Regions from separate parts of the Homo sapiens genome. Here region 1 is linked to region 2. Evidence: read pairs that join two places in POLR2A ChIA-PET (ENCODE). Cell type or tissue: OCI-LY7. All regions are shown on one strand. Each heading gives the region's core, and the rest is flanking DNA. Links, peaks and the distances in the headings are about the cores only.

Region 1 (8,176 bases), core at 1,920-6,919, 170 kb before region 2:
TCACTTTATTGCAGTGGTCTGGACCTGAACCTGCATATTTCTGGGGGATGCTTTTCTACTGCTGCCATCTTTGACCCTAATCCAGATGAGGATCCTGTATAATTTTAGCCAATAAGCCAGTATAACATTTCCCATCACTGGGGAAAGAGAAAGGCTGATCAAGGAGTGAGTCAGATTAGGGTTAGGGATGGGAAGGCTAGAGGCCTTGGGGTCATCACCACCAGAAGAGCATTCTTTCATCTATATTTCTGTTACAGATTTTATTTTCTCCCCCACCCCACATCCCAATTTGATCTTGAAAAGTCCTGGAGGAAGCATTGTTCTTATTCCCATTGAAGCTATGCTAACTTTTATAATCAAATTCTTCAACTGTCTAAAGATTACTAACATCAATCCGAAAACCAATTATAGAAAATTCCCTCAGTCAGAGACCCACTTTGAGAGTATTCAGTTGTGATTCAAGGAGCATCACGTGCTAGGAGTCAGGGTAGTTCTAGGTCTAAAGCAGACTTGGGTACTTTTGGCTTGTGCCAGTAAAACTCGCTCGGATTCGATTTTTAAGTTAAAGCCTTTATAGTCTTTCCAAAAAGTTACTCAAAGGATAGGAACGTCTCTAATACAATACATAGTCATACATGTATACAAAACTCACTTTATGTCCCTCACACCCATGACAGGGCACCTCTGGCTTTGGGGCCATGCCCTTGTCCCACATGCCCACCTCACTGTCTCTGTGCCAGAGGAATCTTTCACAGTCAGCAGATGAGGCAAATGTGAGCTGGGGAAGAAGCCCCGAAGAGTATTTCCTTTCATGGCAGAGGCCCATATAATAGATTCCAAAGAAGTGGGAAATACATGTTTCTCCACTGCTTGAAATTTCAGGACTTCCTAATAACATGGTCATATGGAGGCTTCTTTCTAAGCTTAAGAAAAAAAAGCAAACAGAGCTTTTTAAATTTTTTAAAATTCAGGAAAAGTCATAATTTCCTTCCCCAAACCATGACTGGTTTTACCTAATGGACTCAAGGGGTGGGGGGATGTTGGAGGTATCCACTCACATGGTGAGGCTCTTAGGCTCCAAATCCAGAAATTGATTTTTCATTGAATTTCATTGTGAAAGTCTCAAGGTTCAAAAGCCATTTACAAGCGAGAGCCAGCCTCAACCTCAGACATGGTCCATGCATCCTCCACTCTAACAACACTTGAAGTATTTGCTATTCCCAGAACTTGACTTGACTTTCAGGATGCCTCCATGCCTGGTTGATACCATTTCTTCTGTCTGGAATTTTCTTCCTGTCTGCTTGGCAAACTGCCATCCCTTTTTCCAGGGCCCAGGTCTGTTTTTGTTTTGTTTAAGAGACAGGGCCTTGCTCTGTTACCCCGGCTGGAATGCGGTGGCACAATCATAGCTCACTGCAGCCTCAAACTCCTGGGCTCAAGTGATCCTCCCACCTCAGCCTACAGAGTAGCTGGTACCACAGGCCTGTGCCACCATGCCTGAGTAGTTTTTGACATTTTTAAAAAACGTTTTGTAGAGATGGAGTCTTGCTATGTTGCTCAGGCAAGTCTCAAACTCCTAGGCTCAAGTGATCCTCCCACCTCAGCCTCCCAAAGCACTGGGATTACAGGTGTGAGCCACCACGCCCCCCTGCTAGGGCCCAGTTTTTAGGAAGCCTTGAATAATCCTCCCCTAGGAAAAATTAATTACCATCTCTTCTGTGCTCTCAGAATACTTTGTTCACACTCTTTGTTCACAGTATTCACATTGTCATAAGTTGGTGACTTGTTTCCCTTCCTTCCTTCCTTCTCTTTTTTCTTCTTTTCTTTCTGGGTGATGTGGTCGTTAAGGTCCAGGAGAACCAAGAGCTAGTCTTATTTGTCTTGTGTGACAGTGTGGCATTGAGGTTGAGAGTCCAGACTCAAACCACACACACTGCTTGGTTGGCTTGCACTTCCTGGCACCGTGACTCTCTGATTAAGTTTCTTCATCTGTAAAATGGGCAAATTCAATACCCACCTCATAGAGTTGTGAGAATTAAATGGTTTATATAGGCAAATCACTTAGAAAAAATCAGTACCTGGCATAAGTGCTAAGTGCTAGCTTATTATCATCCCTTTACCTAACTCAACGCCTAGCCCAACACACACTAGCTGCTTGTATATGTTTGTTGAATAAGTGACTTAATTAAAGAACATTAGAATGTTTATTAAAGAACATCTACGCTCAGAGGGAAAGTCAAATTTGTACATTATCCTTACTAAAAATTGGTACATTATTTTTACCTTAAATATGCCTAACTTTAAAAAAAACAACAGAGAAAACTTAGCATTTCAAAACAATTGGCTTATCACAAAAGTTTTTGATGGAGAGTTTTATTTGAATTTTTTTCTCTTATCAGCCAATGCTTTAACACAGACGTGATCACTAACTGCTTAACAGATGGACAACTTTTCAGAAAAACTGAATGCTAAAAGTTAATAAAAGCAGAATATTTACATGAGCAAAATTTGATTTTTTTTCAGGTAAAATACAACTATCATGGAAGGTCATACCAGCGTTTTGCTTGGAAAGCTCCCACAGAAATGCTTTATAGGAGAGCATGGACACCTGCACACTATGTCCCCTGGGAAGTTAGAAGCAGACATACTGTTTCTTACTGCACTTGGGTAGAGCCTGGTCTGTTATACTATACTAGGAAATAAGTCTTTAAATTTGACAATGGGAGAGGACTTGGCCAAAACTTTTAGAACACTTCATCTGATTGGAAATTACTTTTTCCTTTGGGCTTGTCCATTTCATGTTCAGGGAAAGGGAAACATGATGTAGTAACGTGATGTTCTGCTCTCATTCTTCCTAGACCTCCTGGTATGAAATTTGCAGTGTCTTGATGTGTGAGGTCTCTCTGAAAGAGCTGCAGGGAAAACAGCGGGCGATAAACTACCCCTTTAAACAGGCTGTGGCTACATGATGCCTGGCTTACTCAGTAAATCTTCTGGAAAGAGACTCTTTCTCTTGCTCACTGCTCAGCGTGGAAACAAGAAAAGGAAGCCAGAGGCTCCTGTAGCTCCTGCCCTCCCCTAGCCTCCACCAGACAACCCCACTATCGAATGCACAGAGGAGAGGATCTGAGAGGAGAGTACTGTCAGGCTAAGTGGGGGGGAAGTAGGAACTGAAGGAGGAGGACAAAGTGGGTTGGAGGAGATGAAATGGAAGGATTGTTGGAGGGAAAATGGAATAGGGGTTTGAGATGGAGCTTTGTAAGAGCTGCATTTGCCTCCTGGTTGCAAAGGGAATAGGTGGCTATTCATAAATATATATAGGCCAGGTGGAGTGGAGCGGGCAGGGCCTGATTGCTGAGGACAAGTAATTGGTCTTCCTCCTGGTTTAATGCTCTGCTCTTTGTGTGCCCTCCCAGATGTTTTTCTGTTGCCATGGTGGCTGGAGCAGAGGTAATAGCCATGGAGCAGGGAAGATGAGGCCGTAGAAAGCTTTTTGCTCTGTTTTCAAACTGATTACAGGAGCTTCACATTTGGTGCATCTGGAGCACTTTTGTGATGGCTTTTAAAAGTTTTCCTTCATCTGCTTGCAGGCTAGCTTTTGCTCACCCTGAAGCCTGTGGGGAACCCGGATTATAAAGATATATCCATGCCCACAACGGTGGGGCCATGCAGCCACTTGCTGTCTGGGAAAATAGTCAGGGGTTTATTCAGCAGGGGAAAAGGGAGAGGGAGGAGGAGGGAGTGACAAAACAGGAGGAGCTTTACGGGTCACCTGCAGGGATGTTCAATTGTGTAGGAGCTTTATTTATATTAAAATTCCTTAAGGAAATAGCCTTTATATTTTAGATAGAAAGTGTGGGTTTGTGGTGTCTGTGTGTGTGTGTGTGTGTGTGTGTGTGTGTGTGTGTGTGTGTGTATTCTCCTTTCCCCCATCTAAGTTTCTGAGGAGTCAGGCATCTGCAGGAAGCTTTAGATGCCTACTGGAGGGCAGGAGGACATAGCCTGCAGCTCCTGGAAGGCAAGCGGTGATGGCATGAAACTTACATCTGTGCCCAGCTTTCCTGGATTAGCAATGCCATTCAAGCTTGCCAACCCACAGGAAATTACAGCAGCTCACTGCTGCCAGGAACTCAGTTCCAGGTGTCTGCTGGTTGTGTTCCTTCACTGAGGACCTCCATTTCTCCAGGACAGACAATAGGAGGCCTTTAAGTGCCAAGGATCAGAAACCTCTGACTATTTGGTGGGCCCCTACAAAGTGGTTTGCTTTTCAATAGGTTTCACATGATGAATGGTGCAGCAGGCCTATGCTATCCACTCAACATCATTGCCTCATTTCTCTGGATGTGTTGGTTCTCCTGCCAAATGAAACAGGGCTTCAGCTGGGACATCAGGCTCCAATTCTCACCACTTGTTCATTTGGAGTCTGATGTGCATTACAGCCATTTTGTAAACAGTTACCTGACTCTCACCTCAACCAACAGGAACTAAAAACAGGCTTGTTGGAAGTTTCACTATGCTAAGTCTGAAATATTGGACATGAATTGAACCCCAGTGCTGGACAATTGAGGTTAACACCTAATCATTTATTCCACTGATATTGACTAGGCATTTACAAGGTACTGTGGTAGCTGGCTCAGAGCTGAGGGGATACCACGATAAATAAGACAGACACGATCCCTGCCCCTTTGTACTTTGTCTAGTGAGAGAGACAGACAGAAAAAAAAAAATCAAACAGACGGGTTGACCAATGAGAAATTGTGGCCAATATTATGAAAGATGCAAGCAAGGTGCTGAGCTGGGGAGCAACAGGAAAGATGGGCCCTTCTTTAAATAGAGTAGGTGGGGAAGGCCTCCCCGAGGAAAGAGTATTTAAGCTGGGACCCTGAAGTTGTGAGGGATCCAGCCATGCCAAGAGCAGGGGTAAAAGGAAAATTCCAAGGGGAGCCCTTGATGGAAGATCCCACATCCTCCACCAGGAGTGAGGCACAGTGTCACAGTGTTCAGCATGGTGTATCACAGGAGATGAAGCAGCAGCCTTTAGATCTGGGACATTTTACTGAAGGAGGCCAAGGAGCAAGCCCTCTTGTTTCACCCTCCCTTGCCTTTCCTTACCAATGTTTTCCTCTTCTTGTGGATGTAAAAAATAAAGACGGATGAACATCTGGTCTGAAGTGAGCGTTCTCAGCAGACCATCCACATCTAAAAGAAAGCAGATTTCACACGGATTAGGACCTCGTTTTAATATGGCAATCCACACTTCTTTGACTCTAAGTTAATGATCGCTCCTTTAAAAATGTTACTTAATGTCATTTTGCTCTCTTTGTAAAGGAGACTTCAGCTGTTGTTGAAATTAAAAGTTGTTACAGAAGAACAAAGCTAACATGACCTTTATGTTCATTTCCTTTTAGATGAACTGGGAAGTGAAAACGTGAAAGTGTAAGTTTTCCCTGCTGCTTCTGATCCACCTGGGGTGTGAACAGCAACTGTTAAGGTGGACAGCTGCCTTTTCAGGTGTTTTTGTTCTGACATCTTGCGGGACTCTCCTGCTTCCCAGGCGGGGTTGGAGATCCTTGGCAGCCTGAGGGAGGATGTGCTGGCATCCCCAAACCCTATCCAGCGTGTGAGTGTGATCTGGGCAAAGACAGCTTGGCATCTGTTTTATTTCATTGTCCTACATTCAGAAAAGAATCCTGACTGCTACCAATTTCAAGTGCATAGCAGTTAAATATTCTATCCCTAGCTGTATTTCAAGGACATTGGTTCATTTACTCTGATTAGAAATTTTATCACCAGGAAAGATACTTGAGCTGGTATTTAGCAGGGAGCCCTGGTCGAAGCAGAAGTTCACACAGCAAGAACCCCCAGGGATGGGAGAGAGAGAGGAGGAGAAGGGAAGAGTGGGAGGAGCAGGAGGAAGGGAGAGGAGGGAGGGAAGGAGGGGTGGGAGAGAGAAAAACAAGCCTCCACTCAGAAGCATGTTCTGGGGTGATGCCATATCCTCCCCATCTTCCAAGCAGCCTCCTGGTTTAGAAACTTTATCGCTTCCTCTACGCAGTGTACCGCCTACGCTGCTTTCAGAGCTGGTGGTCCATCCTTCCCCAACCCCATCTCCACTAACCACGGACTCTGTCCCCTGACTGTGCACTTTGAGCTTCTGCAAGTGAGGGCGGTGAATTTCTGAAAGCAACTGCTCCATTTCTCCAAGAGAGAAAGGCCTGGGAATTGAAGGGACAGGTGATAACTGTAGCCTGTTGACAGTGGCCTCTTGACCTGGGGCACTGATCAAAAAACCCCAAGGAACAGGAAGTGAAATTAAGCAAGGCTAAAATGCTTCATATGGCAACTCCCCGGAAGGGCCTCACCCTGGGAGCCTTGCAGACTTGACTTTGCACCTTCAGGGGAGCAGTCAGCCTCCTGGGTTCCCTTTTTTGTCCACTTGTTGGGCCTGTGGGCACCCCACTTTTGGACCTGTGATAAATGTATGTTTGTTTGTGTGGTAGCCTTTCTTCCTATTAAAGTTTGGTAGTTTGGAATAGGGCAAGCCCCCAGGCTTCCCTAGAGCATAAGGCACTGAATCAAGTTCATCTTCCTCAGGATCAGCATTCTAGTCTCTTTCCAAATGAAATTAGGCATCTTTCACATTTCTTTCTAACAAGTCTTTTGCTCTCTATTTCTAGCCCTATTTTTGAGGAAGATACACCCTCTGTTATGGAAATTGAAATGGAAGAGCTTGATAAATGGATGAACAGCATGAATAGAAATGGTATGTGGTAACCTAAAGTTGTTTTTTTTCTTTCCTCTCTAGTAACAGAAGGCTGCAACAGCTTTATAAATATCTCAATAAATCCTGGAGTGAGACAGAAGAACCCAATCCCACATTAGATCTGGTACATGCAGATAATAAACCTGGTCTGACAATACTTAAATATTCAGCTTAATTGTTGCCACTTGTTTTTATTTCTGTACAAGTTGTTGAAATGGTCTTTTTGAAGCAGAAAATGGTATTTTATTCAAGAAAGGAAATCTCTGAGGCCAAATGATCTGGAAAAAGTTAGCATCTGGCATTACCTTATACATTACAGAATTTAAAGATCTACAATTTTAAACTGACTATGGATATAAAACTTTATCAAATGTAGTATCCATAGATCTGTGCTGTTCAACGTAATAGATAATCACCAAATGTGGCTATTTAAATTTAAATTAATTAAAATTAAAATTAAAAAATATTGAGTGTTTAGTAGCCAATGGCTACTAAGTGGACAGTGTAATGTAGAATATTTCTATCACTTTAGAATGCTCTATTGGACATTGCTCATGTAGATGGTGATATACATACCCCATATAACAATTTCCAATTGATATCTGGCAGTAATGGAAGTATATGTTCCTTACTTTTTAGTAAATCAATAATGGGACTTTAAAATGATGACAGCTGCTTTTTCTTTTTCAAATTCCCTTTAAAAATTAATTATTTTTACTACTTAGATTAAATGAATAAAACCCAGCATTATCATGTCATTTGTATTTTTTACCATTTATCTTAAAAAAATACCCTAGGGTCTGTCAAATTCAACACTCTACAGTAGAGTTAGAAAATTCAGAGACTGGTTATAAGAACTATTACTACCAGGCCAGGCACGGTGGCTCACGCCTATAATCCCAGCACTTTTGGAGGCCGAGGCGGGTGGATAACCTGAGGTCAGGAGTTCGAAACCAGCCTGGCCAACATGGTGAAACACCATCTCTACTGAAAATACAAAATTAGCTGGGTGTGGCACATGTCTGTACTCCCAGCTACTAGGGAGGCTGAGGCAGGAGAATAGCTTGAACCCAGGAGGCGGAGGTTGCAGTGAGCCGAGATTGTGCCACTGCACTCCAGCCTGGGTGACAGAGCGAGACTCCATCTCAACAAAAAAAAAAAAAAAAAAAAAAAAAAAAAAAAAAGAATTATTGCTACCAGAGGCTTATCAAGGTGTGATTTCAAAAAAGAGCCACTCAGCTAACTTGTACAATTTCTAACAGTTTTTCATATTGAGGAAAGAAGGACTCTGTAAAGCCATTCTATTTGAGGATGGGGCGGGTCATTGAGATAGTCCTTCAGGAGTCTCGTTTTGTTGTTTTTCAGTTGCTAAAAGTAATATGCATACATAGTAGAATTTGGAAAATGCAAAAA
Region 2 (8,176 bases), core at 1,230-6,229:
ACTACCAGTATTTACATGGTTAGAATTCATGAGCAGTCTTCATTAGACTTACTGCTGAATGACCAGCATACAGTCGCTGAATTCATTGTGCATCTTTTAAGGGAAGATTGTTTTGCTTGTATCTTTGCAGTCTTCTCTGAGATCTTTAATGTTACTAGAAGTTATAAAGTTTGGTTAATTTTCCTAATAAGCCTTTATCTGATTCTGTGGGCTATTTAGGTTTGGGATGGGATCTGTTGTCTTAATTTGGTCACCATTGGCTCTTGGCTTCAAAGTGGACCCTAAACTATATTCCTAGTCTGTCTAGTATTTGTCTTTTTTTTGCTGAGATATGTGACCCCTGGGGAGGTTTCCCTTATTTTCAATAAGTTAATCTTTCTCTTTTAGGAAGAAAAGACAAATTTCTCATAAGGGAGGGATTTTTTCCTTTTTTGTTCTAGAGTGCCTTTCAAATTAACAATTTTGTTCATATCAAAAGTTGCCCATAATGATCACTGTAAGTCTCAAGTTATTCTTGGTGAAAATATGCCATTTAGAAAGATAAGTATCTGAATTGGAAGAAGCATGTTTCATGCTTGGAGAGGTTGTGGAGTTAGACTGACTTAAAAAGTCAGTTTTGTGCAGCCTGGGCAACATAACAAGACCCAGTTTCTATGGAAAATAAAAAAAAAATTAGGCAGGCGTGGTGGTGCACACCTGTAGTCCTAGCTACTCCAGAAGCTGAGGTGGATTGCTTGAGCCCAGGAGTTTGAGGCTGTGGTGAGCTATGGTAATGCCACTGCACTTCAGCCTGGGCAAAAGAGTAAGACCTCATCTTTTAAAATATATATACAGGTTTTTCTTCAAAAGATTCCAAAGGTACTGCTTTAAAAAATGTAAGATTTTCTAAGCAACAGGGCCGAGTACTTTGCTTTAAAGTTTTTATGAATGCCTGGCTTGGCTATCTGGTTGCTTTTGAAATCAACATCTTACTAAACTATTAATGCTTTTAAAATGTGTGCAGAATTACATATTTGTAAATTTAACTTGAGTCTGTCTAGGAAAGCATTAGCAAGACTTTTGTTTTTGTTTTTGTTTTTGGAGACAGTCTTGCTCTGTCGCCCAGCCTGGAGTGCAGTGCAGGTCACTGCTCACTGTAGCCTTCACCTCCTGGGCTCATGCTATCTTCCCACCTCAGCCTCCTGAGTAGCTGGGACTACAGGTGTACATCACCACACCCAGCTAAGTAAAAAGATGTATTTTTCATAGAGACGGGGTCTCCCTATGTTGCCAGGCTGGGCATTAGCAAGATTTTACGGGAAATTTTTTTTATCATTAGTAGAAAATAATAAGGAATCCCTTGCTGGTAAAATTTATATTGAAACTACTCTTAAACATATTTATATAAAATGACCAGAGATATTTAATTTACCTTTATATAATAAATAGAAATAAATTGAAATACATTATTAGGAGATTCAGATTTTTTAATTAGTAAATTAGTGTGATGGCTTAAAGTTATTGAGAGGTAATTTTTCATCTTTGATTAGAAAAACTTAAAAATTGTATAATTTACATACACAAAGTATATATGAGCTTTTTATATTGATGAACTTTACAAAATGAACACACTTTTGTAACCACAACCCAGATCAAGATATCAGCTTCTCAGGAGCTTCCCTGTATCTGTCATATTCCTTTACATGAAAGGTAATTAATATTCTGACTTTGTAATTAGAGATTAGCTTGGCTTTTTTTTGAATTTTTATAAATCATAAAGTATATAAGACTATATGATTTATAAGTTTTTTCAAACTGGCTTCTTTCCCACAGCAGTATGTTTTTGAGATGGATATTTGGCTTACAGCATTTTTCATTTTCACTGAGGCTTAGGGTTTCATTGTGTGAATATCCTTAGTTTATTTCTCCCTTCTGCTGATGGACATTCAAATTATATCAATTTTGGGTTCTTACAAATAGTGCTGCTGTGATAATTCTCGTACATATTTTTTTGTGCATATATGTACACATTTCCATTGAGTGTATGCTCAGGGGTAGTATCACTTAGTCTTTGGGTTTATCTTCAGCTTAGTAGACACTTCCGAACAGTTTCCCATACTGTTTGTATTATATTATTATACATTTTTACCTGCAGTATTTTAGAATGTCAGTTGCTACAGATTTTTGCTTACACTTGGTATTGTCTTTTTTTAGATAAAAGTTAGTCATTTTGGAGGGTAGTAGTATGTCTTTGTGAAGTTTTGTTTGGTCTTTAGCCTATCTTAAAAATCGGTTTGTTTTTTTTGTTGAGTTGAAGTATTTTTAAAGAATATATTTTGGGTATGAGTCTTTAGTGGAACATGTGCATTGCTGATATTTTCTCCTACACTGTAGCTTGCATTTTCATTTTTAATTTATTTAAATTTTATTTTATTTTTTAAGAGACAGGGTCTCACTCTGTCACCCAGGCTGGAGTGCAGTGGCCTTATCATAGCTTATTGCGGCCTTGAACTCTTGGGCTCAAGCAGTCCTCCTGCTTCAGCCTTCTGAGTAGCTGGGACTGCAGGTATGTGCCACCACACCTGGGTAATTTTTAAATTTTTTTGTAGAGACAGAATCTCACTATGTTGCCCACACTAATCTCGGACTCCTGGCCTCAAGCAGTCCTCCTGCCTGGGTCTCCCAAAATGCTGGGATTACAGGTGTGAGCCACTGCGCCAGTCATTTCCTTCTTTCCTTCTTTCTCTCTTTCCCTCTTTCCCTCTCTCTTTCTCTCTTCCTTTCTCTCTCCTTCCTTCCTTCCATCCTTCCCTCCCTCCCTCCCTCCCCATTCCCTTCCCCTTCCCTCCCCCTTTCCCTCCCTGCTTCCCTCCTTCCTTCCCTCCTTCCTTCTCTCTTTCCTTCCCTCCTTCCTTCCCTTTTTCCTTCCTTCCTTCCCTCCTTCCCTCCTTCCTTCTCTCCTTCCTTCCCTCCTTCCTTCCCTCCCTGTAATTGTAATGAAATTGTTTGTTTGTAATGAAATTCAGTTTTTTTATGTGCTGTGTATTAAATCTATGCCTAAATATCGTGACAGTATTTATCTTGTCACTATATAAGCTTTATTATTTAAAATTTTATATATATAGGTCTCTAATATATCTTATTTTTTTTCCCACCTTTTCTGTGGCTTGTGGATAGATGTTATTCATTTTACTGATTTTGATTTTAACAGTAGTAGTCATAGAAAATCTATTGATGTGGCTTACTCATGAGAAAGCATTTTTATTTTTATATGTGATATTATAATTTCTAGTATGGCAACATTTTCTGCTAGTTATGATATGTGATTTTTACTCTGCAGATTCTTTAAGAGGAATTTAAAAACAGCTTTATTCCTGACTTTAGAGAAGGCAGTCAGTTTTACTTAATATGTCATTTTATGTCTTATTTGTTATGTTTTGTTTTTGAGGAGTCATACTGGTAGTTTAAAAATACTGAGTTTTATCATCAAATGCAGCTACAATGTTTAAGCAGATGACTTAATCTCCGTGAGGCATGAGGTGATTAAAAAATGTATGTATATGCTTTTTCAAATACAGAGTAAATTGCCTGGCAGACAAGAAGAGCTTCATAAATATTATTTAGTGCTTTTTATTCTAGATTTTTGAAATAAATTGGACTCGACTTGATGCAAAGGATTTGTACTATAAGTTTATTATAAAATTATTAACCGCTAGCTTTTGTAAATAGTAAAATTGATTTGCCCATTATACATTTCTTTTTGTTATGCATAAAATATTTTAATTTTTAAGTACCAACATAGGATGGATTTTTAAATGCTTCCTCATGTTAATTTTTTAATAAACATAGAATGAATACTGTGTGAAATATTTTCCCACTTTATTGGCTCTGTTTTAACTCAGTAGACTCTATAGTTAGATTGTCTAGGTGCCACTTAAAAGATGGTAACTAGATACCAGAATGTGTTACATTATATGTTGATTGTCAGGAAGAACTGAATGCATGAATGCTTCCCTAAGACATTGTTAGCATGCCGTGGTCTTGATCTATAATTTTTTGTCTAAGTTGTGATAGAGCTCATTCTTTACATGGTCTAGTAAATTCAGCCAATGTCTTTATAATTCATTAGCATCTCTATATATTACCTATAAAATTTAAATTATAAGGCTATGAAAAAATTGTTTCATATGTATAATATACCAAAGTTTTAGCATATGGTTTGGATTTTAAACTGTTTTACTGAAACAAATTACCGTCATTAAATGGAATTCTTAGGTAGACATTACAGAGTAGGTGTAACTCTGAAGTTGAAAATGGTTTCATCTTCTTTTTTAAAAAATTTTATTATATAGGGAATCTCAACCACCAGCAGGATTTTAAAAAGGCTATCTAAATATTTGGTAAGTAAATATTCTCCATGTTAAATATTTTGCGTGTTACTTAAGTTTACACATATGCTACATGAATGACATTTACAATAGTGAGTGTAAATTATAGTTATAATTAATATTTTAAATTTTACTTGGTTACTAGAATTTTTGTCTCCTTAAACCTATTCCAATCCTTTTCTCTCTTGTTCTTTATGTTGTGTCCAGAGATTCTTTCAGTGTACAGCCTTATTATTAAGAGTTCAAGGAAAGAAATGGTTTTAGTGAGCAGGAATGCTAATACTTTATGAATAAAACAGGATTTCCCCTACTTGAGATTTTGTAGTATTTCTTTTTTGTGAAAACACTAATACAGATTTGTTCTTTAGCCATCCATTGCTTGACTCCTCCTTGTATTTAGGTCCTGTTTGCTGCAACATGCCAACATGAACCAAATACTGTGGTCAGGGTCTATGCATTTCCTGTTTAGATTATTCTTTGTTCCAAGCTTAAAATATGAAAAATTTTGTAGGTGTCTGTAGTTAAGAATTTCATAAACTTATGATTTCATAGATAAAGCTTTTACTTTTTTATTTTTGAGTAAAGGTAGGTGAGTCAATCTCAGAATGTATTTTACTTCAACTACATAGTATTTTATACCTGTGTACTATGGTGATTATATAGATATAAAATGATTTGGTTAATCATAATAGATTTTAAAGTTATTAAATATGCTTCAGAATGGGAAAGAAGTGCTGAGACATTGCATAATGAGGTGTCATAGTATAGGCTTTTGGTTGTTTTTAATATAGTCAATAGCAGATTATTAAGGAGGAAATATTTAGTGATAAGCATTGGCTTCTTTTATTATACTTTTTAATGTGTTTGAAACAGCAAATATTTGACCAAATTATTTTTCTTAAATTTTATAGTAACTACAGTAGGTGCCTAAATGTTCAACAGTTATACTGTTCTGTTTACTGTAAATTTGTAATAAATATAAATACTTTTAGGAGCAAATGATGCCACAGAGATCTCTTAAACAGATTTTTACTACTTTAGAAGGTGGTAACTGATTTCTGGAGTTGTATTAAGTACAAAAGAGTAACTTATTGTCATTTTTTTCCCTATTGATGCGTATATTTGAGTTAGAGGGAAGCAGTCGTCTTTGTGTTATATGCTTATCATGTATATTTCATCTTAGCAAATTTATTAATTTTAGTGACAGTTTTATTGAGATGAAATTTATATACCAGGAGATTTCATCTCTAAGTGTACAATTCAGTGATATTTTAATATATTCACCAAGTTATGCAACTACCAGTACTTTGTAATCTTAGGTTACTTTCATCATCCTTCTTCTGGACGCCCTCTATCACCCAGCCCTAGGCAACCACTAATACACTTTCTGTTTGTATAGGTTTGCCTATTCTGGGCATTTTATAAAAACAGAATCATAAAATATTTGTCCTTTTGTGTCTGGCTTCTTTAATTTAGCATGATATTTAAAGCTTCACTCATGTTGTAGCATGTATCAGTGTTTCATTCATTTTTGTGGCTGAATATTTCTTTGTATATCATTTGTGTATTCATCAGTTAATGAGTTGTATCCACTTCTTTTTTTGGCTATTAGGAGCGCTTTTCTGTGAACATTCTTATATAAGTTTTGTGTAGATACGTTTTTGAGTATATATGGATGGGGTGGGATTGCTCGATAATATAGTACCTGTGTGTAACTCTTTGAGGAACTCTCAAAATGGCTGTACCATTTTACAATACCACCAACAATGTATGAGGATTGTAATTTCTCCACGACCTCATAAACACTTATTGTCAGTCTTTTGTATTTCAGCCATTCTAGTAGGTATGAAGTTGTATCCCATTGTGATTTTGATTTGGATAATGACTAATGATAAGCATCATTTCACATGCTTATTGACCATATATCTTCTTTGGAGAAATATCTGTTCAACTCCTTTGCCCATTAAAAAAAAAAAGATTATCTTTTTAATGTTGAATATTGTAAACATTCTTTATATATTCTGGAAACTAGTCCCTTATCACATACATGATTTGCAAATATTTTCTCCTATGGATTATCTCTTTACTTTTATGATGGTGTCCTTTGAAGCAGAAAAGTTTTAATTTTGAAGTTCAGCTGATCTGTTTTTTGTTGCTTGTTCTTTTGGTGTTATATTGCAGATTTGTTTTTAAATAAATACTCACTGATAGCCTGGGTCTATGACAAAGTTTTAATCGTCATAGGACTACGAAAAAGCATTGGCATTTCTTGTGTTTGACAGTCAAAGCCCAAAGGAGGCAATTATCCTTGTATTTGTGCTTCAGTTCCTCAGCTAATTGTTTTAAGCAAAACCTTACGTTTTGATCCCATGTGTTACTGTGAAAATATTAGCTGTGTGTGATATGTTTATTGATATTAGTCTTGTGAATTTATGTTTAGTTTTTTTTGGATTGAAGAAGGGAGGGGCCATCCTTAATAGATGTTATTAGTCCGTTCTCACGCTGCTGATAAAGACATATACCCAAGACTGGGTAGTTTATAAAGGAAAGAGGCTTAATTGACTCACAGTTCCTCAGGGCTGGAGAGGCCTCAGGAATCTTACAGTTGTGGCAGAAGAGGAACCAAACACATGGTGACAGCAAGGAGAAGTGCAGAGTGAATCGGGGGAAAAGCCCCTTATAAAACCATCAGATCTTGTGGGAACTCAGTCACTATTATGAGAACAGCATGGAGGTCATCATCCCCATGATTCGATTACCTTGCACTGGGTCCCACCACAACACTTGGGGATTGTGAGAACTGCAATTCAAGATGAGATTTGGGTTTGGACACAGCCAAACCATATCAATAGTTTATTATGACAATTACTGCATATTTTATTTCATAGTTTAAGAAACCATTGCTTTTTAGACTAAGGATTATCAGGTTCTTATCTTTCTTGTGAAGAAGGAATAGATTTTGATAATCTCACTGATTTTAATCTTGTACAGATTATTATTATTATTATTTTGAGACGGAATCTCGCTCTTTCGCTCAGGCCAGAGTGCAGTGGCGCGATCTCAGCTCACTGCCAGCTCTGCCTCCTGGGTTCACGCCATTCTCCTGCCTCAGCCTCCCGAGTAGCTGGGACTACAGGTGCCCGCCACCGCGCCTGGCTAATTTTTTGTATTTTTAGTAGAGATGGCATGTCACCATGTTAGCCAGGATGGTCTCGATCTCCTGACCTCGTGATCCGCCCACCTCGGCCTCCCAAAGTGCTGGGATTACAGGTGTGAGCCACCACGCCCAACCCAGATTATTTTTAAGCAATGATATTTTGGTGTTTTTGTAAACTTATGTATGGAATATGTAAGTTTTTCCTCTATTAAGTAAATGTCTTTAATTTTTTTTTTTTTTTGAAATGGAGTCTCGCTCTGTTGCCCAGGCTGGAGGGCAGTGGCACAATCTTGGCTCACTGCAACCTCTGCCTCCCGGGTTCAAGTGATTCTCATGCCTGAGCCTCCCGAGTAGCTGCGATTACAGGCATGTGCCACCAAACCTGACTAATTTTTGTATTTTTAGAAGAGACGGGGTTTCACCATGTTGGTCAGGCTGGTCTCAAACTCCTGACCTCAGGTGACCACCTGCCTCTGCCTCCCAAAGTGCTGGGATTACAGGCTTGAGCCACTGCGCCCAGCCAGTGTCTTTAATTTTTAAGGTACCAATTTAGTTCCTTATTTTTTATCGTTATGTGACGTTATGTGATCAGTTGAAGGTGTATTTCATGTATTTTGACCTATAATGTTGTCTAGTTTAGTTTCTGGAGAAA

What was found. Peaks named below come from ENCODE experiments on the same cell type or tissue, not always from the same donor. Only the 100,000 strongest peaks of a DNase experiment are listed, where the experiment ranks them.
Region 1: POLR2A ChIA-PET joins it to region 2 with 11 read pairs; 4 of 35 experiments call an interaction of 5 or more read pairs at or near these places.

What each region holds. Positions count from the first base shown.
Region 1 is chr4:152,641,675-152,649,850 of GRCh38, reverse strand. It overlaps TMEM154 (transmembrane protein 154), which reads left to right. Exons shown (of 7, transcript NM_152680.3): 4 at 5,409-5,436; 5 at 6,678-6,763. Among named protein-coding and RNA genes, the nearest start is that of TMEM154, 34 kb to the left of the region's middle. RefSeq lists enhancers at 5,363-5,422, 6,568-6,637. In OCI-LY7, for the core only: no CTCF peak of the experiment used is centred there; DNase peaks (open chromatin) are centred at 4,090, 5,460 and 6,330; H3K4me3 peaks cover 2,970 bases; H3K27ac peaks cover 4,377 bases.
Region 2 is chr4:152,466,144-152,474,319 of GRCh38, reverse strand. All of the region lies in intron 2 of FBXW7 (F-box and WD repeat domain containing 7), which reads left to right. Among named protein-coding and RNA genes, the nearest start is that of MIR3140, 19 kb to the left of the region's middle. In OCI-LY7, for the core only: no CTCF peak of the experiment used is centred there; no DNase peak of the experiment used is centred there.